Regions from separate parts of the Mus musculus genome. Here regions 1 and 2 are each linked to region 3. Evidence: chromatin loops called from intact Hi-C (ENCODE). Cell type or tissue: left cerebral cortex. All regions are shown on one strand.

Region 1 (8,000 bases), 320 kb before region 3:
TTTTTAAAATCACCACTTAAACACTACAGTAACAGTTTCCATAACTATGATCCAAGGGCAAATGCAATACTGGTGAACAAAACTTAATGGGCAGAAAACTAGTTTGTCTCCTGTGAATTGTTTGTAATTGCTGTCAGTTGTAAGGTATCGCCTTCTTCCAGGAAAAGTGTGAGATGAATTAAAGTGAGATGAATTTGGTGACTCATTTTTTATGGTTTTTTTTTTCCTTTTATTGGATATTTTTTTTATTTACATTTTAAATGTTATCCCCTTTCCTGGTCTCCCCTCCTAAAACCCCCTATCCCATCCTCCCTCTCCGTGCCTCTATGAGGGTACTCCTCCACCCATTCACCCACTCCTGCCTTCCAGCCCTGGCATTCCCTTACACTGGGGCATCGAACCCCCTCAGGCCCAAGGGCCACTCCTCCCACTGATGTCCAACAAGGCTACCCTCTGCCACGTATGCAACCTGAGCCATGGGTCCCTCCATGTGTACACTTTGCTTCATAGTCCAGTCCCCACAAGCTCCAGGGCGTCTGACCAGTTGACTCTGGTGCTCACTCCTTCAGTCCCTTCTCCAACTCCTCCATCAGGGACCCTGTGCTCAGTCCAGTGGTTGGCTGTGAGCATTCACCTCTGTATTTGACAGGCTCTGGCAGAGCCTTTTAAGAGACAGCCATATTAGGCTCCCATCAGCAACCACTTCAGCATCCGCAATAGTGTCCAGGTTTGATGACTGTATATGGGATGGATATATAGGATGGCCTTTCCTTCAGTCTCTGCTTCATACTTTGTCTCAATATTTCCTCCTGTGAGTATTCTGTTACCCCTTCTAAGAAGCACTGAAGCATCCACACTCTGGACTTCCTTTCTCTTGAGCCTCTGATGGTCTGTGAATTGTATCTTGGGTATTCCGAACTTCTACACTAATATCCACTTATCAATGAGTGCATACCGTGTGTGTTCTTTCATAACTGGATTATCCCATGCAGGATAATATTTTCAAATTCCATCCATTTGCCTCCGAATTTCATGAAGTCATTGTTTATAATAGCTGAGTAGTACTCCATTGTGTAAATGTACCACATTTTCTGTATCCATTCCTCTGTTGGGGGGCATGTGGGTTGTTTCCAGCTTCTGGCTTTTATAAATAAGGCTGCTATGAACATAGTGGAGCATGTGTCCTTATTACAAGTAGGAGCATCTTCTGGGTATATGTCCAGGAATGGTATAGCTGGGTCCTCAGGTAGTACTATGTCTAATTTTCTATGGAACTGCCAAACTGATTTCTAGTGTGGTTGTACCAGCTTGCTATCCCATCAGCAATGAAGGAGTGTTCCTCTTTCTCCACATCCTCACCAGCATCTGCTGTCACCTGAGTTTTTGATCTTAGCCATTCTGACTGGTATGAGATGGAATCTCAGGGACTTTTCGCTTACATTTCCCTGATGACTAAGGATGTTGAACATTTCTTTAGGTGTTTCTTGGCCATTTGAGTTTCCTCAGCTGAGAATTCTCTGTTTCACTCTGTTCCCCATTTTTAATAGAGTTATTTGGTTCTCTGGTGTCTAACTTCTTGAGTTCTTTATATATATATATATATATATATATATATATATATATATATATATATATATATATATATATATATATATATATCTTGGATATTAGCCCTCTATCAGATGTAGGATTGGTAAAGATCTTTTTCCAATCTGTTGGTTGCTTTTCTGTCTTATTGACAGTATCCTTTGCCTTACAGAAGCTTTGCAATTTTATGAGGTGGTGACTCCTTCTTAACAGACCAAGCCTGGAAAGGGAGAAGATGGAAAGCCTGTATCAGTGAAACCTGTACGATGCTGACTACCACCAAAACTGACATAGTAAACACCAGCATTGAGAAGCCCTTTAACATTATATTCTCCACTGGTGTCAGAAAGGTTCTCTGCCTCTCTGGTATACTCCCAAGATTCCACATCATCACCAACTCACGAGAAAACCAAAATTAAGGGATAGTTCATGAAACTAAGCAAACTTTACCAAAGCACCAAGAACTTTTATAACTGAAGTGCTATCACATTTGTAAATTAAGGACACAGGACAACAAATTGCAATGTTTAAGATCCTGGACTCAGTCCTGGACAAAGGAAAATTCAAATAAAGCCCAAAGATTATGCAAAGTCTAATTTCTTAATTTTGCCAGTGTATAAAATGTTGGCTTCAAAAGAAGGAAAGTAAGGAAGACACAGAAACTCTGTGTTAGCTTGGCAACACCTCCATAAACCTAAAACTGTTTCAGAATCCAATGTTTCCCAGAGTAAAAGAATGAACCAGCAAATCTACTCATGTTTAGAAACACTACCCCCCAACACTCCAAATTGAGATAGAAAATACCCATTATGTTGCCTTCAAGTTTCTACGGTTTGACCAAACCAGTGTGTGTTATCATGAGGTTAGGACAAGGTGATTGCTAGAAGTTGCAGTAACAGCAGGAGTCTGTGGTCAAGCCTTGCCTCCCTGATACCCTGCCTCCAACTCCATTGTCTTTCTGGTTTTACTTAAGCTGGTCTGGCTGGGAAAACAAACAGCATCCTTAGCAGAAGACAGAGCCTGATGGGACAGGAAGTAAAACCAAATTCTTATCAATCTTTTAACTAATAATAACAAGTAACAACCCCATTAGTGAAATGGTTGATCTGCTGTCCATGGGGTGACAGTCTCAACTTGAGTAAACAATATATGATTCAGAATTTATCAGTGAGACTCTATGCATGAGAGAGCCATAGGGGGGGAAAATAGGTAGGTACATAATCCAGAGCCACTGGAAAACTACAAGTACTTTCACAGATAACCTAGATATTGCAAAATGTAATAGTTGAGATAGAATTTAAAAGTACTTGATGTTTGACTGTGTTCTTCTGTGTGTCCAGTTACATTATTCATCTGTCACTAAGCTGTGTGGACAATGGGGTGACAGCTAGAAAGTTAGACATCATTTAGTAAAATGACATCAGTATCTGAATCCACGACCAGGCCAATTTCATTGGTCAAATAACAGCAGGTTACAATCAATATAGAAAAATACATAATAAATCAAAATTCAAAGTCTTTACTATGTATCACATGAAAGTGTTTAGATTTCAGCAAAACCAGTGAATGTTGAAAAAACTCTTGTTTGAGAAGTAAACGAGGTGAAATCAGATAACAGAGATTGATTTTGACCTAGCTCATGTCCTAATTTGCTCTCTAATGCTGTGAAAAGACAACTTGATGAGGGAAAAATTTATTCAGCTTACATGTCTAAACCATAGCACATCATGAAGGGAAGTAGAAGCAAGAATTCAAGGCAAGAACTGTAGCAGAGGCCATGGAGAAATGGTGCATTCCGGCTTGCTTTTAGTGTTCCTTCAACAGATTTTGTCATACAAGCCAGGAACACCTATCCAGAGGGGACACCACTCCCACTCCCAGTTAACTGGGACCACTTAGACCATTCACTACTTAGAAAATGCCTCCACAGAGTTGTCTTTAGGTCCATCGAATAGACGCATTTTTATCAATTGAATTCCTTGTTTAGAGATGACTCTAGGTTGTATCAAATTGTCAAAAGCAGACCATTGAAGGTCACACTTGAATTTTGAATTTAATAAAAACTACCAAAAATAGTGGTTATTGTGAATATTTTAAGATTAAGGAAAAACATGTTAAAATAATTAAGGAGTGTTTATTATTAGACGTATGGTAATTCAAGAAATAGAAAATTTGAACACCAAATGATTCACAGGCTGCTCATAGGTCCAGCCATTATGAGATGGCAAAAAACCAAACCAAAACAAAACCTTCCTTGTATGACTCAGTTCTTTGAAAGCAAGTGTTCTGCACTTGGATCATATTGAGCCTAATTTTAACTTTCCCAAGAGAAAGTGCCAGGAAACATAACATCAGAGCTAACATGGTGACACCCACAAACGGTGACAGCAACCACAACAACCCCAGCAAACATACAAAAATCCCATAATGCAAAATCCCAACCAGCAAGAAAAGGGATGCACAGTAACAACAAAGAAGAGAGTTCAGTGCCTACTCAGTGGTGGAGCCTTGCTGGCACGTGCAAGGTCCTTGTCACAAAGTCTCGTATGACTACTTTTGGAAGGTTCTATCAAAATCAGTGCAGAGAATGAAAGTGAAGATTTCTGGTCAAGGAGGATAGAAAGTGATGGAGTAAGAGACATGATGAGTGACTCTCCTTCCTTTTTTCACCATGTAGTATGTAGATAAACTTTGCAGTGTGGTCCAGTGTTCTGCCTCTCTGCTAGCAGTATCTAGAAGCTGCTGATACCAGCTCAGGGAGGGCTGGACAAAGTCCTGGAGGGTGAGTCCAAAGTCTAAGTTTCCATTCAGGACTCAGACACTGCTGCACACCAGGCTGTAAAGGTAAAGTGGAGTCCAGAGCCTGCAGGATTCTGTCTAGTTGGAAGACTACCAAATGCCAGAGGGGTGAGAGAAGAGAGAAGGCCTTCATAAAGAAGTGTCTCAGCTCGGATATGGGAAGGCCTTTCCCATGATGATCTTTGATGAAGCAGCTCTCTGAGATGATGATCTTAGCTTGTTCATATTTCTTTATTGAGTTGCACGTAGATGCATATGCTTTATTTGGGGGTGAACCAGGGGTTATAAAATTGTGGGAAAGGATGTAGAAATATCCAGGAAGGAAGGTCATTAGCTGAAGGCTATTGAGAAGCTCCGTTAGCATGAAGAGCCACATTCCAGGTTCTGTGCTACAACAGAGTGCCTGTGGTCACTTCAGCTGAGGGTCTTGGGTAAGCATTCCAGAGCAGGCAATAGAGGCAGGAAGGGAACAGCTCCACTTCTCCTGTCTCATATATCTGAGATTTCCGTGGTTTAAGGATGATTCACTTTACCAGTTCTAATGCCCTTCTGATGGCACCGTCCTTGTGCCCTACATCCCAGTGCTTTGATCACAATGAAGTGGGTTGAATAAGTTAGATTTCTTTTCATTATTTAAAAGATATAAAACTCTTTTTATGGTATGAAAATACCAGAAAGATAAATTGAAATGTTTTGTGTCGTTTTTATATTGTTTTGGTTTATTTCTTTGCTTTCTATATTGAAGTCAAAGTATTTAAGATAACCTTTTCATGATTCAATTGGTTTTTCTCTCTACTTTGTCTAACAAGATTATATAATGTAATGTCATCTCTTGCTATAAAGTCAATGTAAACTAATGGCAAATCATTATATTAAGATAGAAATGTCATTTTACCTTAACTATATCTATATTAATAATTTCATACTTGATCTCCTCTCTGAAATGATTTTCTTTGTGGCAGTTTTCTATGTCTGAATGGCTTCATGGTCAGTTCCTTAATGTTTCAGCTTCATTGCATCTGAACCAAGTCATAGTAGGTAAAAAATCCCTTTTCATCTCACATCTCAAAATTCTTCATGATTGAAAGGAATATTGACTACATTTGCCACATGTAGGGGGGTAGTTCTGATAGTTTGATTGGGAATCTGAGTGTCAACACTGAAAGTCCTGTTCCATTGATCAATAAAAATACTAGCAGCCAATGAGCTGGGTGGAATAGGCGAGACTTCCAGTTTTCACGCAGGTAGGCTAGCAGACCCAGGGGAAGAGAAGAGTATTCACCATGCTTATGGGGGAGAAGGAACCATCAACCATGTGAAATCTTGGGTGGAATGGCTCTCTCTCTCTCTCTCTCTCTCTCTCTCTCTCTCTCTCTCTCTCACACACACACACACACACACTGACTTTTCTCTTTCCTTTTACTTCTGATGTTGCCATGTTCTTGATAACTTTTCACTTGAGTCTCAACATGACCTGTGGTTGCTTTAATGACTTCCTTCCTCTCTAAAGTAAAAAGACATTGCTGGCCAGCATTCCATGTCCATAGCTCATGTCCATCCTTAAATGCTGAGTCTGTGGGTAAGTAGCAGCCTATGAGTAATACAGCTGAAAATGTGACAGGTTACAAAGAAATAAAAGTCATATTAGAGTAATAATTTGTCAAAGAAAAACCAAGCCACTGACTCCCAATATATGGGCAACTGATGTCAGTTAGTACCCTCTATCAACAACTTCCTAAAGTTGATGATTATTTTTCTTTATTAAATTTAAGTGTCAAACATGTGATGGAATGTTATAATTTTACTGATATCTAAACTGATTTATTTTATGTTTTGAGACAGGGTCTTTCCATGCAGCCTTATCATTCACTAGTTAGACCACATCAGACTTACACTCAAGGACATTTCCTCTATCTCTGCAAACCAAGTGTTGATTGCAAGTATATATACCTGAATTTTTAAAAATTAGGATAAAATATAGATAACAGAAAATTGAACCATTTTAGCTACCTTCAAGTGGTCAAGCTCACAACTTTAGGGCATTCACAATGTGGTACAAATACCAGTTTCCAGAACTCACTCTCATTCTAAACAGAAACTCTGAACTTATAAACAGTTATTCCTTATAACAGTTACTCTAGCTGCTAGAATGCTATTTTATTTTATTTTATTCTATTTTATTTTATTTTATTTTATTTGTGTGTGTGTGTGTGTGTGTGTGTGTGTGTGTGTGTTTGTGTGTGTGTGTGTGTGTGTGTGTGTGTGTGTGTGTGTGTGTGTGTGTGTGTATTCTTTTATTCTGGAAGACTCATGTGAATGGAATTACACATTTATCTTCTTAATCTTCTTATGTCTTCTTTTATTGTTCCTTTGCATGAAGTTTTCAAGAGCCATATGTGAGATCACATATTACAATTTCATCCCTTTATTGGACAAAATAATATTTTGATATATTCATCTACATAGCACATTTATTCACTGGCAGATGTACATTTGAGTTGTTTTCATCTTTCAGCTATTGTGACTATTACTACTCTGAATATTAGTGTACAATTAATGATTAACTTGAAAACCATTGCAAGTGCTTTCATGTATACAACTAGAAATAAAATTGCTGAATCACATAATTTTACGTTTAATCTTTTGAGGAAAATAATTTCTCATAGCAGCGAAACCACTTTAAATTCCCACCAGCAACACTCAAGGGTTGTAATTTTTCCAAAACTTGTTGTCCTATATTTTTCAAGATACCTACCTTAATTGATGCAAAACAGTTTACCATTTTGCGTTTTATCTGCATTCACTGGAAGAAATGGCATTGAGCATCTCTCCGTGTGCTTGCTTGTTGACATTTCTATCTCATCTTTGAAACATACATTAAGATAATTTTCTATTTTCTCCAGATCATCCAAACTATAGGTGGCAGAAATTGTATAGAGAGTCTATGAGGTCAATGCCTTGCTCTGTCTGAAGTTCAGTGGACAGGAGGCACGTGACTGAAAAGCAGGGAACATTCTTAGTGTAATGAGCCATTTAAACTCAGGCTTTCCCTTGCCACAGGCAAAGCTTTCCAGACAGAGACAGAAATACACATGATCAAGCATTATAATTAAATACACTTTTTAAACCCAAGTTCTTTGTATCTTGTCAAGACAAATACAGGTTGATATATTATATATGAAAATGATTGATAGATCATGTTCTAAATCATCTGTTGGGAACTGACATCAACCTTTTATATGGAAAAATGTATTTTTAAGTAAAGAAAATGGGCTTGACACTAGCTGTTGAGTTACCAGTTTAGAAGGGCACTGACTCTACTGAAGAACAAAGCACTTTGCTTCATCGTGTAGAGGCTGGCTCCTGCTTTAGAGACCACAAGGAAGGTTCATTTACAATCACCTAAGCAGACAGCAGAGACACTCCCAACTCCTCCACTGCAGGTGGCAAAAGGACTTCATTTAAGCCATCTGGAAGCTAATAACTTTACAGCATGCTCTGATGTCCTCTACCCAATTCACACGAAAAAAAAAAGTTACTATTATTGGACCCACAATGAAGAAGGTCACTGGAAGGGTAATTACAGATGTAGTCACAGAAGACAAAGTGGTACA
Region 2 (8,000 bases), 370 kb before region 3:
AAAAGGGATAACATTTGAAATGTAAATAAAGAAAATATCCAATAAAAAAGAAAGAAATGAAGCATATAATTGAGGTGGTAAGTCCTAGGGCCGTCAGTGGTAAGCTTCTGCAAAGTATAATTCCAGAGGCTGCTGCTCACTTTTGTCATAGCCCCTTTGAGGCCGTCTTTTTAAATTTATTCTTTAATCTCTTTTTACAGTCCAGACTTTATCCCCCTCCAGGTCCACCCTCACTGTCCCACATCCCACTCCTCCTCCCCACACCTCCTCCTGTCTCCACAAGGATATCCCCCTCAACCACACCACCAGACCTCCCCACTCCCTGGGGCCCCAGGTCTCTCAAGGGTTAGGTGCATCTTCTCTGACTGAGTCTAGACACAGCAGTTCTCTGCTGTATATGTTCCAGGGGCCACATATCAGCTGGTGTATGCTCACTGGTTGGTTGCTCAGCATCTGAGCGATCTCAGGGGTTCAGGTTAGTTGAGACTGGTGGTCTTCCTACAGTGTCACCCTCCTCCTCAGCTTCTTCCAGCTTTTCCCTAATCCAACCACAGGGATCACCAGCTTCAGTCCATTGGTTGGGTGCAAATATCTGCATCTGACTCTTTCAGCTGCTGGTTGGCTCTTTCAGAGGGCAGTCGTGATAGCCCCTGTTTGTAAACACACAATAGCATCAGTAATAGTGTCAAGCCTTGGGGCCTCCCCCTTGAGCTGGATTCTAATTTGGACTCTGTTCTTGGACCTCCTTTTCCTCAGGCCCTTCTCCATTTTTGTCCCTGTAGTTCTTTCAGACAGGAACAATTATGGGCCAAATTTTTTGACAGTGGGTGGCAACCCCATCCCTCTACTTGATGCCCTGTCTTTCTACTGGAGGTGAGCTCTACAAATTCCCTCTCCACTATAGGGCATTTCACCTAAGGTTCCTTGGAGGCCCTCTTATGAGGAACTCATCACCTGTCTGTCCATCAGGAAGCAGTTACTGAGAATTTTCTTTCATGTTTTTTTTTCTACTTTTTGTTGTTTATTCATATATTTATGCAAATTTTAAGCATGAAGTAGGATCACAAAGATGAAGGTCAGATGTACTTTGTGAAATACAAATGAACAGATAACTGACATTTAGACTTCATCTCAGCATGGAGTGGATCACCATTATTACTTCAGAGGTTTATCTTGGAGACTAGCTTTAGTTCCTTATTTCCTAAGATAGACTTTTCAGAAAGTAGAAAAAAAAAAAAAAAGGAAAAATTATCATGATCTATGTCTAGGCCAAATTACAATATATACACATAGTAAAGTTTTAGAGAAAGGCCCCTTTACTTTTAAAGAAGAATTGAATATCTTTATAGAAATTGTAAATAATTTCAGACTCAGCATTGCCCTCCTGGGTAAGTTGCAGCAGCCAGCATTGCAGTTTTGTGTAGACCAAAAGAGAGCAATTACTAATCCAATTACTAACTACTAGCACTTACTAATCCAAGGAGTAAACAGAGGTCATCATCCAACTAGACTTTTCAGTACACTCCAATACATTAGAACTCATCTCCATGAGAAATTCTCTTTGCAGAGGATGCCTGAACTTCAAATAAGTATGCAGAAACCAAACTGGAAAAAAAATTCTAAAAAGAGTAGTAATTAATAAGACATATTTATTGCAATGTTTTCCTTTGATGCTCTGTAGTTCCCTGCTACTTCTGTTGATTTTTTTTGTGCAACAGCCTGGGCAATGAGACCAGTCACTGGCCCCCCTGAATCAACTTTATGTCCACTTTCACTGACCCACTCTGTCTCTCCTACCTCTGCTCCTCCCTCTCCCTTAACCTTCTCAGAAAAATCTCTCAGTTCTACTCTGTAACCAAACCATCTGCTTATAGCCCTCTGATTATTTTTTAAGTCTCTTCAGGAATACCAGACAGCAAGTCCCTGATCCATCACATTCAGTCAAGTTAAGACTCTCCCTTGCTACAACCCCTCTTCAATGGACCCAGAGCCACCCTCACTGACAAAAAAAATAAAAATAAAAAATAAAAAAATAAAAATAAACAAAACCTCTTCAACAGAAAATAGCTATAATTATTCTGCCCTGAATTTTTTTATTCCTCTGAGTTTCCTGCAGAAATACTACATGTCCCAGGTTCTCTTGCAGTCTATGGAAGTCATTTTCACCCCTATAAGGGGTCACATCCCATATTCTGTAGGCATTTAAGCCATCTGCAAAACAAAGATGCTCCTTCATTGAGAATAAATACAATGTCATCTAAGGTTAGCTCAAGCCTCTCTTTCTCCCTTTTGTCTTTCTACAGATGCTTTAGGTAATCTAACAGTCTCTACAGTTTGTAAGAGTCCCAATATTGTCCCAAAATCCAAAGTATCTTCTGAGACTAAAGTCAATGTTTTAACTGTGACCCTTCTAAAATTAAAAAATAAATGGCATACTTCCAACATATTCCAGAATATACATTCTCATTCCAAAAGGAGGAATCAGAATATAGTAAGAAAAGACTGTACCAAAGCAAGACCAAAGACCAAAAGCACAAATACAAAACCTTGGAATACCATGTCCAGTATCTGAGCTCTAGTTTCAAAGGGCTTACATGCTCTGCCCTTCCAGACTTGTTCCTGTAGCATGCATACGTACATACATACATACATACATACATACATACATTTCTCAGGCTGATTCAACTGTCTGTATGCATCTTTCCTGGGCAGACATCTCATGGCTCTGGAATCTCCAACATCTTGAAAGCTCCACATCAATTCATGCTTCATGGTCTTACGTAATGGCCTCTCAGGGTTTTCTTGATCCTCTCTCATATTTACCTATCAAGTAATTCTATGGGAAAAAATGATCTTAAGAAAAAGTAATAAACCTAAAGGAGTAATTTACCAGACAGATATTGGGAAATACCCCTGGGTTAGTCATGGCATCATTGTTGAGGAAGGAGCCTAGATGCCTGGAGCCAGTAGTTATGTTTCTTGGGGATTTCATTCTGACATCTTTAGAAAGGAAAGCTTAGTTCTATATGTATGCTTTCCCTCTAAGACTATAAAATATTAATTTCAACGTATAAAATTGTATCCTACAGAGAAACTGTGTTTATATAGACAATATATCGCACCTAAAACCCCCTTATGGATACTGAACAGTATTCTAGTGGAATACTGTTTGCATATCTGATATGACTCTGTGATGATAGATTTGAGTCACCTCGTTGCAAGAATTATGTGTTTCCCGTGACAAGTATTCTTTCTCTGGAATAGAATTTAGAGAATATCAACACTGCCACAAACTTGGACATTTGTTCCTCCTATTTCCCAACAACTGTCTTCCTTGCTGTGGAAACTACAACATACAGCAAAGATTAAATGCCTCCCTTTCCTTTCTTCTGGGTCTTAAAAGAATTAGCTGGCTTCCATTTAGTGTTGAACTTTAAGAGACACAGACTTAATTGCTTGTCCTTCATACTGGGAAGCGTTTCAAAACTGGCCTTCTCTTTTAAATGACTTCAAGTTCATAATTTTTACATCTCCACCTTCTGTTGAAAATAAATGCACTATAGAGAATAAATTCACTACTTTAGGAAGCATTATATCTCGCCAAAATTTAGAAAACTAAAATCCTAGTAAGCCAAGTTTTCTTTATTCTGTCTCAATGATGATTATTCTTTATATTTGTCTTTTCAAAGTCCCACATAACTGTTGGACAATTCAGTCTTTTAGGAAAAACTGTACTAAAGACAAATGAACTCCATATTCTATTAGTTTGTATAAATATTTGAGTATATGTTTTTTCCTAGGAATGACAAGTCAGATTTCACATCAATGATTTTTCCAGTTTTGTTTTCCTCCACAAGAATGCTAAGTCTCTGGCCTGGCCTGGGATGTACCGAAGAATGCCAGTAGAGGGTAGCATTGGGGCTGTAGAGCTGTAAACCAGACTAGCTGATACACCCCGGCGGCCATACTCTCATCACCTAGAATCACACTTCCTAGATACTTTTATCAGAGTAACATTCATTACCTAAGATAGCTGATTACCAGAGTACGAAGGTATCTCTTACATTGTACCCATTCTAATATCTAAAGTATTTGGCAACTCAGCTTTATTAACTAAAATGAGATGTTAAAATAAAGGTGTAAGGAAGAGGACAAAGTATATTACTCTGATAGGATTGAAGAATCCAGAGATAATAGACGTAGATTATACTCATATGGTCAAGGAACTCCAAATGCATTGTTCTACCAGAATAGTGGAAAACTAAATACATGACATTTGTGCAACATGTGTAGCATGTGAAAGTAATATGTAGATTAAAAATACAACAGGAAATCATTCTCTTTCCTTACTAATATTAGACTCCTATTCAGTTTTCCACAATTGGCTGTAAAAACTATCAGAGAGAATCCTTAAAATTTCTGCTGAGAGGTGAGATGGTAAATAAGAATTTATGATCTTCTAATCCTTCCCCAACCCCAGATAATTCAGCCATCTCTTATCCCTCTGAGCCAACTGTGTCAGCCGAACAGTTGGCCTTTGCCACTTACCATGTGTAACCATGGATTCTCAGGGAACTAATATCTTTCACCATGAACAGAGGACTGTAAAATTTGCTTCCCATCTATAACAATAAAATTAGGTTGTGATTATAGAAATAGATGCAAAGAATGGCACTTAATACAAATCTTATAACTTCCAACCTCATTCCAACACCATTGTAAGACTTTAATACTTAAAATACTGTGGCCGGGTCAAGGGTCACATTCTCAGGTAGAAATTTGCAAACAGGGGATTGGACTCTGCACATCAATGATTTCTATTGCTACTTTTTTGTTATTAGATATTTTCTTTATTTACATTTCAAATGTTGTCCCCTTTCCTGGGTTCCCCTCTGAAAACCCTCTATCCCTTCCCTCCTTCCCCTGCTCACCAACCCACCCACTCCCACTTCCTGGCCCTGGCATTCCCCTACACTGGGGCATGGAGCCTTCACAGGACAAAGGCCTCTCCTCCCATTGATGACTGACTAGGCTATCCTCTGCTACATAGATGGCTGGAGCCATGGATCACTTCATGTGTACTTTTCAGTTGGTGATTTAGTCGCTGGGAGCTTTGGGGTTACTGGTAAGTTCATATTGTTGTTCCTCCTATAGGGCTGCTACGTTTACACAATGGCAGAATCTTCAGCGAGTAAAATGTATGACAATAGATGTGTTTCAAGTGTAAACGCATGGTTGATATGTGCCCACTTCTCCGCAGCCTGTGCTATGTACCACATACATGCTGTTCTCATGCTCCTGTTTCTCTATTAAATGGGCAACAGGGGGTGGGGGCCTGGGAGGAGATAAAGCAGAACTTTCCATCTTCTGAAATACCCTTAATTCCAGCTTATTGATGGCATCTAGGTACTTGATGTATAGGCAATGTGCTGTGATTGTTAAAGAATTAAGGATTCATATTGGCAAGCATTTGTCACAGGAATATAACCAGAGCTAAATGGAAATTTTGAATGTGTCTTGAAGTTTCTGTAAGTTTTATGTATCAGAACATTATGATGAAACCTTAATTTTCACAAAAGAAGCAAATCATCTGCAAGGAGGAATTCTTTGAGATTTAAAAATTCAATGACTTATATTTTTGCACTTTTTCTGCTGATAGCTTAAGTCTCCACAGCTGCTTCTCACATCTTCAGCATATATCTCCCATGCTCCTACAGTGGTGGCTGTGACTAAGAGAAGGGGATTAATGCCTGTAATCTCAAGCAACTGAATTCCGCAAATGCTTTAGCTCTCTGGATCCTTCTTGTATCCGTGGATGTGTTGCATAGATGTACGTTTTCTCCATTCCAATGTTTGTCTTCTTTCATTACATCTGCTCCCCAATGAAGTTTATTTCAAATAAATTCTTAGAAGTACAAAATCCCAAACAGTGTAGTCTGTGTTCTGATCTCTGACGCTATTTATATACACAGCACTGGTCCATTAAAAATAATTATATTCTCTTTGTTATAATGTATCTTGTTAGGTTGCTATTCTTGACTCTCTAAGAAGTCTTATTTTGTTGAAGATATGCGGTTACTTTATATGGCGAGAGTGTTTTAAGCCTCTCTGTATTCTCACCCTTCCCAGAAGAGCCCTTAAGATGTGATTGTTATGTAAATTGACTCTTGCTTAGAATGTGCACTGGATAAAGGCACAGACCCTTCCTTACTACAGTGGCACAGAGAGATGCTAAACATGGTGACAGAAAATTCACCATCAGCCTCTTGCTCTGAATAAAGTGGATAGGAAGTGCTGTTGGACTAAAGGGGGGTTGATTTTGTGAGGGTGAAATAATCAGTGATGTCAGGATGATTATTTTTCTTTATGAACAATGGTTAATACTAGAATTTAGGTTCACTAAGATGGAGACATGAAGTCTATGGCAGGAATGACACTGGAGTTGCTTTTGAACCTGTTAATTTTGAGATGCTTATTAGACCCTTTTTAGAAAGGTCAAGCAGGGTACAAAGGACTGGAGACTGGTGAAAGGTCAGAACATGGCATATATAAAAAGGATTCAAAAGCCAATGGAGGGGTCAGAGAGATGGCTCAAGGGTAAAAGCACATGCTGCCAAGTCTGGTAACCTGAGCAGGACCTACCTGGTAGAAGGAGAGTGCCAACTCTGGTAGGTTGTCTTTTGACCTGCACTTGAGCACTGTGGTAATTATACCCACATATATATGCTCACATGAACATGAACATATACAAACCAATAAATATAAAACTTAAGAATGTAAGCCAATAGGGGAAGAAATTGACAGCTAGGGTGATTTTTCAGAAATAAATACACAACAATAGTTTCGATCGCATTCGTTTAGAAGAGTCATTGAGATTGCGGTAATTATTTTTCTCATTTAGGTAGAAACACAATATACTTTATTTATTCCATGTACAGGAATGCAAAAAGCAAACTACATACTTCAAGATAAAGACTGGAAGCAGAACACTTCAAAACTTTCTGTACCCGACTTTCACTGAGCTGTTCAGCCATGTACCTCCCAAGCCCTCAGTAACCACCAATTCTCTCTATTTCACTCTCTCACCAACTTATTTTTCTCTTCACTACCTAACAACACCTTACTAAATTTTACTAAGTTTTTATGTTCACATTCTCTTCTTCACATTAGAATGGCGCTTCATCAAATAACATTTGAATTTGTTGTTTATAAAGTATTCAGTGGGGGAGAACAGTTCCTGGTACCTGATATTTCTCAGAAAATAGTCTTCTATCCTGAATGAATGAATGAACGAATTCAAATGATAAACACTTTTTATGCAATATGTTTTAATCACCCTTATGGAGATAAGAGTTCGTATTTTTGTGTAGAAAAATGTTATAGTAGAGGAAAAATAACTCAAATGTTTCTTATTAAGAACAAACTATATTACAAGTCAGCTCTGCCCCTACTTATATCAGAAAGTAATCTCTGAGATGAGTCATTTTTATGAGGAATAAGATAAAAACATAAAAGAGAAATAAATGAGTGACTAGAGAAAGGCTTTCTGGAAACGACTAAGATAAATGAGCATAAAATTTATGTTACATATAAAATAATAGTTAATTCTTAAATTCAATGTCCTTAGGAAAAAATCCAAAGACAAGCAAAAATCAATATACAAAAATGTGCAGTTAGATGTCTAGCACAGGAAGAGAACATCCAAGCTCATTTACAATGGTATCCTGAGTCCAAACCAGACACCACACACAAAGCAAAGGTTAGGGTGGTACTTCTTGTAACTATAAATGTAAAAATAGTAGAGACGAGGAGTCTCATTCCTTAGTTTATAAACATGTAGTTATGTGGTAATGGGAGTAGAGGTCATGGACTTAGACCTGAAAAGCGAAAGGGGGGTTTAATGAGAGAGTTTCATAAGGATAATAGAGAACAGGAGATCTGAAAGTGGAATACTGGGGGCAGAAGGGGATAAGCAGAGAGCAGGGAAGGAAGGACCAGAG
Region 3 (8,000 bases):
ATTGCCCAAGGTTACCTTAATTTTCTCAGTGTTAAATCCTTTGGTAGGTACGGTATTTACAAATTCGTTGAACTGCAGCCTGTATAAAACTGTTGTCTTTCCAGCACAGTCCAAACCCAGAATAACAATGTGAAAGGACTGAAAGGACGGCAGGCTGGACAGGATGGAAGTCTGGTCTGACAGTCCATTCCCCATTTCCAGCTGCAAATGGTGTCTCAAACTGAACGCGTTCTTCTTATCTGCTTACAATTTCTCTTCCTGGGTGATCGGGCTACGCGATTGCTGGGGAGGAAATGAGTAAGTTATTACTGTGAGCACATTAAAAATGGGGTTTCTCTACTTTCGCCAAAAATAAGCACATGAGGGACTTAATAAAACTTGCTGTGAGTAAACACACCAGATGAGGTAGTAGATGTATTCAATCCAAAACAAACGATGCCTAACTGTCACCCAAAGGCTTTCTTCGATCCACTCTAACTGCAGTAACGTGTACTTTTCTCTATTCTCTACGATCCCCGAACCTCAAAAGCTCATTCTGAAGACAACCCAGGCGCCACTATCTGGTGCCGGTCACCGTATCCACCACTAAAGTGCCTTTTCTTAGCAGAAAACTCAAAAAAAGCAGCCCTATCTGGGAGATCTAACCAGGCACGTCTCACCCGGCACCCAGGCTCACTTTCCTGGCTCCGTCCCCGCTACCAAAGCTCTCACCTCCCGGGCTGGAGTCGGGATTCCAATGGAGGGACATTGGCTGATGTGTCTCTCTCTCTCTCCCCGCGAGGAACACGCCACAGCTCCTCTCAACCGAGACCTCCGCGCCGCTCTGGCGGACGCCCCACAGGGAAGCCCAGACTCGGCCTCTGGCCACGCCCACCCTCACGGCCCACCCAGGCCCCGCGATCCCATTGGTCAGCGCGTCAGGGCCGCCCTGCCACTCCCGCCCCGGCGCCCTAATTGGCAAGGGTGCCTGCCACTCCCAGGGCGGCAGCGCCAGGGCTCGCTCTCGGCCCTCCGGCACCACCTGTTGCCCTGAGTGGGAAACGAGCAGGCATCGCAAAGGACGCCGAGCCCCTGCTGCAGGTCCGGTCGCTCGGCCGCCTCGCGCACCTGCAGCATGGGCCACGGTGACGCGGCCCTACGCGGCGGGAGCGGCCCACCGCGCCTCAGCTCGCCGTGCGCCCAGGCTCGCTGGGCCGCGCCAGCCCCTCTACACACCGAACGCCTCCGGCAATACTGCCTCCGCCCCGCCGCAGGCCTCTTCTCCAACATGACCCCGCGCCACTCACCTGGCTGACGGTCCTCCGTCGTCCCGCCTCCGCGGCTGTCAGCCGCCGGGGAGTCTGTCCCCGGGCAGCGGCGAGGCCTGACGGCGGCCGGGCCGACGCCGCGCGCCAGCCGGGCTAACGGTGCTCGCCAGCCTCGCTCCGGGCCGCGGCTCCGCCCCTCGCGCCGCGCCTGCCCGCGGGGGTCGCGCGCGCGCGTGCTGGCCGCGTCTCCTAGCAACGCCCAAACAAGGTCACGTTCCAACCCTTTCGGCGCCCGCCGCCGGCGCAGACGGGCGGGGCTTCGGCCGCGGGTTCTCGGTCTTTCTGCCGCCCCAGGCTGGGTGCGGGAGGGCGTCGCCGGTACCGCCCCTCTTCCTGTCACCCTAGGGCGGCCTCTGGGCGACCGCGGTGTTGATTCAGGGTCCTTGATGTTGGAGGACACTGGCCGGGTGGGTCCCTTACGTCACGTCACAAGGCAGCCTGGGGGAGTCTGCGCTGCCGCCCTCCCTAGCATGTGCTGGCTAGGATGGTAGCCTACCTTTTGTAAGCCAAGCGCTACCTCCTAAGTGAGTCTACGCCCCACAAGTTGGAACAGGAACCAATGCCCCTATTAAGGAGGAAGAAACGCACTTTGGAAACGCTAAATATTTCCAGTAGCCCAAGAAGAACGGGTGATGAAGCTGCAGCTGGTAACTTATGACTAGTGGTAAAGCACATTGGGCTCCATAGTGTAATTGTGTACCACTATGTTTGGCCTTAGGAGGCAAACTGTCGTTTTTGTGAATATTCCAGTCTTTGTAAAAACAGAATGAACCAAATTGGTCATGAACCAATTATAAAACGTGACCAGCAATCTTTTAAAGATGTTTAGAAAAACAAACAAAGGGCATTTTAAAGCTTGGTAGAACCTACAAGAAATTTTTATCTGGAAGGCTATAATAATAGTGCAATTTAAAAGTGTATTTTAAACTAGATTCTGGCCAAGCACTTGAGAGGCAGAGGCAGGCAGATCTGGATGCTTCAGGGCCAGCCTGGTCTACATAGAGAGTTGCAGGCCAGCCAAGGCTACGTAGTAAACCGTGACTCAATAGATACATAGATAGATAGATAGATAGATAGATAGATAGATAGATAGATAGATAGATTGTAACTTTCCTAAGAAATTTCCTGATCTTAAAATTACCATAGCCAGTAGTATTTATTTTATGAATAGTAGAAAGGATTGGGCTTCTTTCTGTTGTTTTTGTTTCTTTGTGGTTTAGTTTTTCTGTTGTTTTGTTGTTTTGGTTTTCGGGGCTTGTTTGTTTGGGTTTGGGGTTTTTTGTTTTGTTTTGGTTTGGTTTTTGGTTTTGTTTGTTTGATTTTTGGTTTTGGTTTTCAAGATAGGGTTTCTCTATGTAGCCCTGGACCAGGCTGGAATCAAACTCAGAAATTTGCCTGCCTCTGCCTCCCAAGTGCTGGGATTAAAGGCATGCACCACCCTCACCACTGCTCACCTTATTTCCATTGTTTTTAATAGCTGATATAAAAATCTAAGGAATAATAAGCACAGTGCCTAGCTTTAAGACAGCATCATTAATTTAGGAAGAAAAATCTCAAATGGCATATTCTATAAAGTTATTGAATGTAATCTGAACTAAAGATTGTAACTAAGTATGGGCTCTCATTAGCCAGTTACAGTTATTAACATAAAAAGGGAGAAAAGCTTTTGTTCAAGAACTGCTCTCCTTGGGAATTTTAACAGAGATTCTTTATTAAGCTTGAATTGCTTGCAAATCTCCTTAAATAATTTAAGGTAAAACTGCACCATTTATAGTATTTTTGAGATCAAGATCCTACAGGTATTTCATGCTCGGTTCCATTTTTGCAGTCATAGACACAAAGCAGGTGAGATCTGACAACAGTGAGACTCCATCCAGCCTTGCAGAAAACATCTTGCTGAGCTGCACTTCAGTGTGTTACTCTGAGCTTTTGACTAGAACGGCCACTAGCAGCCTGCAGCCTGTGAGTTCAATTTGAGAGATAAGTATTTTTCACGTGTCTTTAAGAACTCCAACGGAAAGAAAGACTATTTAATATAGACAGACCATCTGTGCCCCTAAAAAGCTTCAATTATTTGGCATCTACTGCTATACAGAAAAGTGTTTTGTATGCTTTATCTATAAGCAATAATATCCATATAAAAACAGCAGCAAATGATTAAAAAGCCACAAAATTTCTGAATCCCACTCTTCATTTTGCTGCACGGAGCCCATGTAGGTGTTTTACTTAGGTGCTCTTTGTTCCAGAAGGAGTTACCTTTGTGCTGCAGTTGAAGACCTGCACTGCTGCATCCTGAGGTGTCCTGGAGAACATCTGGAGGGTCTGTGGGAGATTTTATTTTTTGAGGGCAGCACTGCCATCTGTTGTAATGTGTTTGAAACTACAGCTGTTAAGTTTGCATCTACCTAAATATGGGCAAGTTTGAAACTCTCCTGAGACACTGACAAGGTTAGGCAGACACTAGGGCCTGACAACTTTCACTTTTTAGTTTCAGTTCTCCAGACTCAGCTCAAGACCTCTCCTGTCAGAACCATCAAAAGAGGAAGCAGGGATTGATGATCATATTTAAGAAGGTGTTCTGATTAACTAATGACAAGCCATCTTGAGCAACTATTTTTAAAATGTATAAGTTTTCCTTTCCAATAACTATGCTGGTGAACTGACACTGTTTCCATTTTTAACCACATCTCCAATATCAGAACAGTTCTGATGTTTGTTCTCCCTCTAAGACAGAAAGCGTGAGGGTCCATTGCTGTTGTTCTCAAAATTTCTCAATGTACCCCAAGATTTCCCCTCTCGTTCTGACAGAGCTAAGGAGAAGGTCAGTGTGCCTGCTGGATACTGGTAGGTTAAAAAGATCATAATGCAAGAAGACTCTCACCCTTCAGTTTCTCTGAATCTTGTTCTATATTTTCTCTCCAGGAAACCTGCTCCAAATTCTGGTGCAGATCTCAGTAAAAAGGTTTTTATTAACAGGCTGAAGTGTTTCAATTCACTGGAATTGGCACACTACACATTGGAGCCAAACTACCATGGTTCAAGTCATGCTCTGTCAATGTTGACTAGTCTCTGATCTCTATTATATTAAGAAAGGTGAGGGCTGGAGAGATGGCTCAGCAGTTAAGAACACTAACTGCTCTTTCAAAGGCCCTGAGTTCAATTCCCAGCAACCACATGGTGGCTCACAACCACCCATAATGAGATCTGACATCCTCTTCTGGTGGGTCTGAATTCAACTACAGTGTACTTATGTATAATAAATACATCTTTGGATCAGAGTGAGCAGGGACTGAGAAAGCAGAGTTGACTGGAGCAAGCTGGGCCAATCAGAGTGAGCAGAGGTCCTAAAAATTTCATTCCCAACAACCATATGAAGGCTCACAACCATCTGTACAGCTACATTGTACTCACATACATAAAATAAAAAAATAAATATTGAAGAAGAAAGAAAAGAAAGACAGACAGAAAGAGAAAAGGAAAGAAAGGTGACCTTTCTCAATGTAGTCCTAATTTTTTTTTTGCCCTACACAGTTTTGCAGAGAAATATGAGTCACAGTATTAATGTGTATTTAATTTCTTATTTTACTTTATTGTAGCACAATAATATATAGAAAAATACAGATATGCAATTATATGTAAGTGAATATGCTCTGGACTTGCTTGTGCTGTGTACTCAATGCTTAGTCTTCAGTGTGTTGGTGTGGAGACGATGAAAACCATAAGAGATTTACCTAATGAAGGTAATTAGATCATGATGGTACTGCCCTCAGACAGGACCATGTTGGCATCAAATAGCTAATCACTAGAGTGGGCTATTAGAAAGAAGGATGAGCTTGGTTTGTCCTCTATCTCTTACTTTCTCTTTCTCCATGTTTCCCCTTTTCTGAAGACCTCTGCCCTGAAGCCCTCCACCACAGCTGACGACATCTGCACCATACTCTTGAACTTCCAAGGCTATGAAGTACTTGAAACTCTTGTGTTTATAAATTACCTATTTTAAGCTGGGTGGTGGTAGTAGCACATGCCACTTTAATCTCAGCACTCAGGTAGCAGAGGCAGGTGGATCTATGAGTTTGAGGCCAGCCTGGTCTACAGGGTGAGTTCCAGAGCAGCTACACAAGACAGCTACACGCACACACTAAGGCTTGTGCTTGACTCAGTGCAGTAGGTCTATAAATGGCTCTTCAAGACACAGATAAGAGGATTTCCATCTGACTAAGCTAAGCATTCTCCATTGGAGTCAAGAGAAAGGAGGTTGACCCCTCCTGAGAGTGAGCTGCTGGGTCTTTCTGCCCTTCCTGTGTAAATATTGCACAGATATGCCAAAATGCTTTGAAAGAATGCCAGTGTGTCAGCTTGGGAATGCATTACCTTGTTTGAGAAGAGCCTTCTTCGCCTCTCTTGGTATTCACTCTAATACCTTTCACTTTAGATTATTACTTGTGTTTGACAGTTTAATGTTTTGTGTGTGTGTTTAAACAGAGACCACTCTGCAAGGATCAAAACCACCCCAGGATTCTTTAAAGAGTGGGCTGATAAATCTGAAACCACCCCTTAATGAGTCCTAATGCTTTTACATTTTAAAATTTGCCTTTTTCACAAATAGACAAAAAGATTCTTCTGCTATATGAATCTAATTAGGAGAAACTAATATTTCGTTATTTGTGTGGTCCTTTATTTATTGTGAATTATTTATATCCCTGTGCACATTATTTAATATGTCCCCGTGCACATAATTTAAATCATACTTTTATTTTAAGAATTTTGAAAATTGGATGTCAAAGAACTTAATAAATGCCTCATAGTATCTTAAAAACCAGACATAATCATGTCTAGGTGAGATGAAAAGGGTCTACTTATTGGCATAAAATCTTGATCCTGATCTGATCTCTTCTCTTCCCTTGTTGGGAAAGGGAAAAGCATAGATTCTCTTCACAGAACACTGCAGAAGCATGACGGCTAATTCATGTGACAAGCAGACAGGTGAGTTCACTGAGTGCCCTGACTGTAGTGACAAGAAAGCTGAATTGGGTATATGTTTTTGACCCACCTTTGTTTGACATTTTCCCAGTTTGGACAAGCTAAGCTGCCTTGCTTCAAGCTTTTTAAACCTTATAGAACCTAGAACAGTAGAGACCCTGTAATCTGACTTAGAAAGATTAGTCACAAGAAAGAATTATAGTGATTCTTCTCCTTCCCTCATTGTGACCAGTTATTCTAACTCAATCTTGGACTGGTCTAGTAATAATTCCAGTATTAGAGATTCCTAGAGAAGACAGCTAAAATCTTAATTACCTAGCAAAGTTAATTTGGAGCACAGCCTCCACTCCCATAGAAGCTGCAGCCACCTCCCCCACACCGGGAGCTCTAAGTCTAAGCTTGATCATTGCTAAATTGCTATTGAATGGAGTACCTGGACTTCCAAAGTACCAAAGAAGCTTTCATACTGTTACTTTTCACGGTCTTGACTTTGTCTTTCAAGCAGGTCGGTCAATGCCCTTCAACCTGACTGCAGCAGGTGTACAGCCTCACCTCCAACAGCGCAGGTGGCAGTTATTAATCTTCATCAAGAAGCATTCTAGTACATAGTGTGGCTTTGGTCTGAGTTGGGAATAAGGTGTGCTAATGAGGGCTGGACAGTCAATGACGGGCACTCAGATCTCGGAACCATACCAGTCTAAGACAGAGGTACATGCTGTGGCTGTTGATAACACACCACAGAGCCAAGTTTTGTGTCTAATATAACACAAACTAGCTGCACGTAGCCTCCAAGATGGAATTGCATGGTTTGGGAAGATCTAAGATTTCCTAAGACAGGCGCGGCCGCCAGCCACCATAACTCCCAGGCAGGACTATAGAGCATAAATAAATTTTATGCCTTAGTCCAGCTTTTTAAAAAAATATTAATAACAGGGAGGAAAATGTAACCTCCTCCAGCCTAGGCAGGCTGGTTCAGACCTTATACCCCTGAGGTGGGGCCACCTTCAGTGCAGCTCCTCAGACTCAGCTAGTTTCCTTTGATGCCTACCACCTGCCATGAGGCCAAACTGTTTTTCCTAGATTTTCTTGAGTTAACTGCAACCTGTGAATTTGGCAACTTACTGCTAAAAGGCTGTCCTGACAACTTGGCATCATGACAGCCAGAAACTTGGCATGGCAGGGAATGGGTTTCCCCCTTTATAAGCGCAGACTTTTATTAAACATTTGAGCCTTTGCCACGCATGCTCCAGTGAAGTCTGCTTGACAGGCTGAGAAGCCTGGGAGCACTTATGAGGCATAGATTTCAAAAGGAACTCACCTCTTGGAGTTTTGACGTTCTCATTAACCCATATACTCACACCCTATCCCCGAGTTAGTCTAGTATATGAATCCACGTGCTCTCTTTTAGTATTATTTTATTATAAGTGTCTTTTAAGGTTGAATTCTGACATAGCTAAGCCTCCCACCAGTGTTCCAATGTTCCAGAAGCCGATGAGCTTGGAATCCGCTAGGAATGCAGTAATGAAGTTACCTATTCAGTAACTAATTAAGCATTACAAAGGACGGAGCCAGCAGCTCAGGCCTGGTCTGCTGAGTGTTTACTAAGGACAGTAGCCAGTCTCATCCAAACAAGAGAATACCATGAAAGAGCTAGGGAATCCTACTGAGATAGAAATCTTCAGTACAGGCTACATTGCATATTAGAAGTAAGTT

Evidence for each region. Hi-C counts contacts between places; a loop is a spot of excess contacts. Peaks named below come from ENCODE experiments on the same cell type or tissue, not always from the same donor. Only the 100,000 strongest peaks of a DNase experiment are listed, where the experiment ranks them.
Region 1: it touches region 3 in a loop (2.4-fold over the local background); 5 of 42 quality-filtered maps call a loop at or near these places.
Region 2: a loop joins it to region 3, with 10 times the contacts of the local background. A loop is called at or near these places in 41 of 42 quality-filtered maps.

What each region holds. Positions count from the first base shown.
Region 1 is chr12:39,720,497-39,728,496 of GRCm38, forward strand. No RefSeq gene overlaps it. Among named protein-coding and RNA genes, the nearest start is that of Gm24434, 100 kb to the left of the region's middle. In left cerebral cortex, no CTCF peak of the experiment used is centred here; a DNase peak (open chromatin) is centred at 3,917.
Region 2 is chr12:39,661,725-39,669,724 of GRCm38, forward strand. No RefSeq gene overlaps it. Among named protein-coding and RNA genes, the nearest start is that of Gm24434, 44 kb to the left of the region's middle. In left cerebral cortex, a CTCF peak has its summit at 3,902 (motif pointing right); a DNase peak (open chromatin) is centred at 3,909.
Region 3 is chr12:40,036,552-40,044,551 of GRCm38, forward strand. It overlaps Arl4a (ADP-ribosylation factor-like 4A), which reads right to left and starts at 1,436. Exons shown (of 2, transcript NM_001039515.1): 1 at 1,287-1,436; 2 at 1-282. The coding sequence starts at 195. It overlaps Arl4aos (ADP-ribosylation factor-like 4A, opposite strand), which reads left to right and starts at 1,526. Exons shown (of 3, transcript NR_166749.1): 1 at 1,526-1,954; 2 at 3,136-3,269; 3 at 3,554-4,747. In left cerebral cortex, CTCF peaks have their summits at 1,012 and 3,663; DNase peaks (open chromatin) are centred at 295, 924, 1,572, 3,198 and 1 more place; H3K4me3 peaks cover 2,162 bases; H3K27ac peaks cover 2,071 bases.